Linked DNA regions of Mus musculus: region 2 is linked to region 1. A link is a loop called in an ENCODE intact Hi-C map of the cell type or tissue named here. Cell type or tissue: left cerebral cortex. All regions are shown on one strand. Each heading gives the region's core, and the rest is flanking DNA. Links, peaks and the distances in the headings are about the cores only. Region 1 overlaps Drosha (drosha, ribonuclease type III). Region 2 overlaps Cdh6 (cadherin 6).

Region 1 (2,924 bases), core at 237-2,736:
ACTGCTTGGAAAGAGTGGAGAAATGTTAACAGAAACTGTTGGTTGACTCTAACATTTTATCATAATGTATATTTCAATTACCACTAATTAATTCTCCATTAATTTTCCTATGCCAACAGCTAACAATATGCTATAGATATAAAGCCTGGGTGTGAAGTGTCTATATATTAGTCTTCCTTTTCAAAATTAACACTAGTTACACAGATTCAAAACCTAGGATTAAAAAGATTTTTTTTTCCAAAATAATAAAATCAGAAAATCTTGCAAACAATTTAAAATATGTTCCAAAGCCACACTGGGACATTACTAGTAACTCAGTTCCTGTTTTCTTTTGTGTGCGTGTGTGTGTGTGTGTGTGTGTGTGTGTGTGCGCGCGCGTGTGCGTGTGCGTGTGTGCGTGTGTGTGCGTGTGTGCGTGTGTGCGAGTGGTGTGTGTGTTCACTCCAGATCAGGAAATGCCAGGCATGAGGTCAGACACGAAGAACACGGCAAGTAGAAAGCATGATTGACTCCCCGTGATTGACACTAAGATGCGTACAGCACAACGTGGTGAGCGTTCACGCGCTTCAGGAACGGGCACGTGCACTGGGAGCTTCCACGGTGATTTTCACGCACTTTCCAACAAGCTCAACACATACGAGAAACAGATTTGAAAGGGAAATTACCTATCAAGGCTTCAAAACAATTGGCCATCGCATGGCGGAGATCTGATTCTCTACATAGGTCGGGCCCATGGGCATATAGCATAAATCGATCCAGTTCAAGTTTCTATAAAATCCAAAATGACAAAAGGTGAGAACACTTACCAAAACAGCCCCGTACATCACGGAGAAGGGAGCAGCGGTGAAATGCACAGGCCTTATGCAGGTTACCAGGCGCTTAGTCTAACACTCACGAGTGTTAAATCCACATGGGTCAGTCCAAATTCTAACAGTCAGATTTGGGGTCAGAAATGACGAGATCTGACTTTTCAAATCTAAGTGCAAACCAAGATTGAGACTTCACTAAAAAAGCTGCTGCTGGAAGAACATGGGTGTTTGGATTCACTGAGAGGATGCAAGCCTAACCCAAGAGTCTCCAGTCTTTGATCTAGATTAGCTTGCCATGCATGATGTCTGGTACCACACAGAACAGGTGAGGCGCCTTCACCTTGATTTCTGTATCTACTCGTTCCATATCCTAATATACAATTAAATATAAGACCTTTTAGAGGTAGACCCAAACAAATAAATACTTCCTTATAAAATTCCTGAGACTTTCATAAAAGGAGAAAGATAAAAATATTATATATATGTATTAAATCTGTTTCCATTTCCATAAAGTTAAAACTTAAAATACTTCCTAAATGCCTGAAACATAATATGGAATAAGACACAAGCCAATGAACAAACTAACGGCTGCAATCTCATCAGTCTTTGGACTAGACATTCAGACTCCATCCATCTCCACTTGGATTGGATTGGAATCACTGCTAAGAATCTAGAGTATAAAACATATTCAAATCAGTTTTGCCTACCACAAATATAACCGCACAAAGTTCCTTAAAAAACAAAAAAACCCCAGTTGATCCCAAAGTGCCAGAGTTTATACTAGACTATGTAAATGTCGTCTGTTTCACAGCCTCACTGGGAAAATACAATTGCTTGCTATCTCTAGAGTCCTGCTTGAGCAGACTGCAATTCTTCTGGGGTGTGGTGGAGTTCTAACTCCTCACACAGCCCACTCTCTCAGCCTTGACTGTCTACGTAGGCTTCAGCAGAGCTCGTAAAGGAGGGGGTACTTAGATGAAGCCCTAGGATGCACAGCGGTTGCCAGTCTTTCTCCAACTCCGTGCTCCCCAGCAGCTGCAGGGCTACTGCCCTAGAAAAAGGTGGGACCACCACAGCCTTCTGCAGGAGACAAACACTCCAGGGAAGAGAACTAGGTAATGTCTGGGGAACTCTGTAAGATAATTTTTCACGTGTCTGGTTCTACAAAAAGATTTATATTTGATTATATATTAGAATGTGAAATAAGTAACTTCAGAAATCAAAGAGGAATATGGCTGAAGACACCATATTCTTGGCACTTGGATTCCAAATCAGAGAGCTGTGCTAGGGTGGATTTGGTGACGTAAGACCATATAGCAATTCCTGAAGGGAGATGCTGGCCAGCCAGTCATTCTACGTGGCTCTGGATAGCATCCAATGTGCTATGTAATGGCTTGCTTTCAGGCTACACCTGGTAAATATCCTCTCCACTGTCATCCCAGTATCTGTAGAATAGTTAAAACAACTTCACTATGGCCCAAAATGGAAAGAAAATGAGGCTGGAAAGGCTTAAAGTTCTTGGTTACTATGTACTTCCAACCACAAAGCATGTCATACCAGCTAAACACCAAAGCGCTTTTCCATCGCACTTGGACTTCATGCACTGTAAGGCTGCTAAGAGCAAGTGAGCTCTTCTTGTTGCTTATAGTTTTTCATTAGGCACTCTCAATTACATTCTCCAATGCTCCCAAGGGTGGTTTGCAGAATACCACTGTAACTGTGATAATGTACAACACAACATGAAACCACAGGCTGAAATTTGCTATATTTTGAATATTATTAACAGTCTTACAAGATCAAATCAACAAGCCAGTGACAAAACTAGTCTTTTCCAACCTTTATATCAAAATGAAAGGAAAGGGGAAGAAACTACTTAAGGCAAAAGCAAAGGAAAGCTTTTCCAGTAAACACTGACAACGAGGAACTTAAGAGCCTTCATTCTTTCTGATAAACACAAAAGCCTATAAAATGTGAGAATTTATTGTAAGAACAATGATAAACAACACTAAAAATAACTAGCTGCTACAAACTCATTTACATCTTTGTATGATTTCCATGAACAAAGATCATGAAACCCACTTTAAGTAGACTCATGAAAACTCCTAATGTCATTTA
Region 2 (2,924 bases), core at 93-2,592, 130 kb before region 1:
AGGTAAGTAATGAAAAAAGATAGCCAAGGAAGATTAATAAGAGTTACTAAGAATCACAAGAACTGCACTTTACACAGTTTATTGTAAAATTAGAATGCTCTATCTTATATCTTACATTATGTGACAAATTGAACCAAGAAACATAGTTCTTAAAAAGAAAGGTATTATCTAAAGTTGCCCTTTTGAGCTTCTGGTGTGAAGTTTGGTGTTAAATTTCCAAGGGCTGACAAGAGCAATTTCCAACCTTTTGGGATAAAGTTGACCTCTCCTCTGAGTGCAAGTGTTCCTTGAAAGGAAGTTGAGTTGTCTGCCAGGTAATTGGTCAAAGTTTTTTTTTAATCTCACCCTGAAAAATCACACATCATACCAAGAATAGATGACTATGACTCAATATTGAAATAACTATTTATTGTCTTATCGCAAAGATTGTTGGGGAAGCAAATCTGCAAAGAAACTGAACTATTTGAGTCCTGTAGGTGTCAAGTTCAGAGAAACTCTTGCCTCTAAGAATCATCACACAGCAAATGGGAACTCCAACTTCATCTCTCTCTGAATTTCTGCTTCCCACCAAAATACCAGGTTAAGAACATCCCCACGGACAGATTTCTTTGAGGGATGAGTCCTGAGCCAACTTGAAATGCCGTTCTGGGGGGGAGGGGGAGAACACAGTTTTCAGCCCACTTTTCATATTATCTGTATCTTGATCTACAGACACAGGCAATGAGAATGACAAGAGAGCAGGAGGGGTCCAACTTTAGCATTTGCTTTGTTGAACATAAGCAGACTGGGTAGTAATACAAGGTTGTTTCAAGAGCACTGATGCCTGTCTAACTTTAAACCTCTTTTCATCAGAAAGAGGGTCTTTAAACTTCTTATGATGCTTCCTAGAATAAGCTGAGATTTTAAAGAACATTGAGCCATTGTGCATTAGGTTAAAATTCCCTCACTATCTGCTTTCTTCAGAAAAATCTGAAAACATTTGTCCTCAAATAAGTAAATAAATCAATTTGGAAAGATGTGCAGACCATTTCATGAGACCCTAGGAGTGGAAATCTGGGCAATGTAAATACGACTTCCCTACTTTCACATTCTGGAGGTTCAGCTAGAGAGTCACTCTATTTTCAGATGGAACAAAGCTGGTGATTTCATTTTAATTCAGGATAAAAATATGTGGCTTAGTTCTCATTTCCACTCCTCAAAGTGTTATTATACAAGAAACTGACTCTGGATCTCAGAAGAGCCAAGTTTTGAGAAGCCAAAATAACTTGTTAATGTTTCCATTATGTAATCTGTGTGTCTCATGAACAATATTCTATGTAGAATGCTTTATCGTGGAAGCAGGTATTTCCTAGAGGAAAAGGATTTATAAAATATCAACAAGGCATTCTGAGATTCTGCAGCCTTGAGCACCATAGAAACATAACAGCAAAAAAGAAAAAAACAGTTGATTCCTAGGTGCAAGCTAAATATTTGAATGAGGTGCTTATTCTAATCAAATAAATGCCTTTTCTTTTACAGCCACCAAATAAATTCTCTTAGCCCCCAAATACTATGTTTGAAGTAGCATAACAACTTTGGAAAACCACTCTAAGAAGTAAAAATATCTGCTATTTTAAAAGACAGGCTCCATTTTGTTTTTAAAAAAATCATTTTGCTGTAATTTTATTTTTTACTCTATTTAGATGAAATTATTTTTGAATTGTTACATTGTAGAAGGGGGGGCAGGATACAGGCAGTTTACTGTATTTAAACTAACACTCCACCCAACCTTCTTTCTCAGATTATACGGGCAGAAAGATTAATAACTAGTGTGGCCATTTTCAGGACGATGGGTTGCATCCTGAGTTCTGACAAGCGTGTTTTCTTTGCCAGAGAGTGGAATTACATTGTGGTCTCCTCAGAGTTCAGTGACGATCATGGTTGCAGAGTTTTAAATCTTCCTTTGACATCTTTACAGAATAATTTTCAAAAGGGGTAATTCTCTACTGAAAATACCAGACCCTGACAATATTTAATGCAAAGAGCAATACCCTGTTAGGAAGCAAATACATCGGCTCACAGACTTGTTAAAACTTAATAAAGAAATAGCTCATTTTTAAAGCCAGGAGTTTATGGTCTCTGCATCATCGATTTAATTTAAGCATTGCTGAGACAATCTTTAATCTCCCCATTTTGTAATACCTTATTTATGGTGCATTCTCATTTTTTAATTTGGGGGGAACGTTAGCCTGCCAGAGCCACCAGATGAAAGTGTTAAGAGGAGGTCAAACGGAAACAAAGGCCATTACCCGCCATATTTCAGACAAGACTAGGGCACTTAGCCGAGGAGACACCCGGTTATTAGATTAATTTCAAAAGACCTTTTACAAGTTGCTTAATTCCCTTAAAAGAAAAAGAAGAAGAAGAAAACCCTTGGACCACAAACTCAAATGTCCTTTCACATGAGGTTATTTGACAAATGAGAAATGGACTCAGTGTTGTAGAAAAAGCAGCCCTCTGTAATGAGATCTTGGTCTTTCGTGTGAGGCTAATGCTACTTATGTAAATATATCTGGAGCACCTTCTGTAAGCTTTTAGTTTTCTATGATCTATTAGTTTAGTGTTTATTATAAAATAAAATAAAAAACCCATATGTAGAATCACTCGGCACTCACGGGGAATGCTTGTACAACAAACGTCCAATAGATCTGCTCAGAAGAAACGCAGGAACACTTCAAACCCACTGTGCTGTTCTGTTTGCAATTATTCTTACTGCTTTGAAAGGAAGCCGCATCAGAATAGGCCTTGTAATAAGCGCTGTGTGCGTCTTCTCTAATACCAAGCTAAGGCCGTTTGGGTTCTCCTACTGTGACTTGTGATTTCTAAACCAAGAAAATAAAGGCTTTCTGGTGATCTACTGTAGTTACTTAAAAAATAATTCAAGT

The links. Peaks named below come from ENCODE experiments on the same cell type or tissue, not always from the same donor. Only the 100,000 strongest peaks of a DNase experiment are listed, where the experiment ranks them.
Region 2: it touches region 1 in a loop (3-fold over the local background); 2 of 42 quality-filtered maps call a loop at or near these places.

Annotation. Positions count from the first base shown.
Region 1 is chr15:12,903,443-12,906,366 of GRCm38, reverse strand. Drosha (drosha, ribonuclease type III) reads right to left here. Exons shown (of 35, transcript NM_026799.3): 25 at 666-768. Among named protein-coding and RNA genes, the nearest start is that of Drosha, 80 kb to the right of the region's middle. In left cerebral cortex, for the core only: no CTCF peak of the experiment used is centred there; DNase peaks (open chromatin) are centred at 1,690 and 2,370.
Region 2 is chr15:13,029,107-13,032,030 of GRCm38, reverse strand. Cdh6 (cadherin 6) reads left to right here. Exons shown (of 12, transcript NM_007666.4): 12 at 1-2,924. Among named protein-coding and RNA genes, the nearest start is that of Gm35018, 62 kb to the left of the region's middle. In left cerebral cortex, for the core only: no CTCF peak of the experiment used is centred there; DNase peaks (open chromatin) are centred at 700 and 1,182; H3K27ac peaks cover 1,720 bases.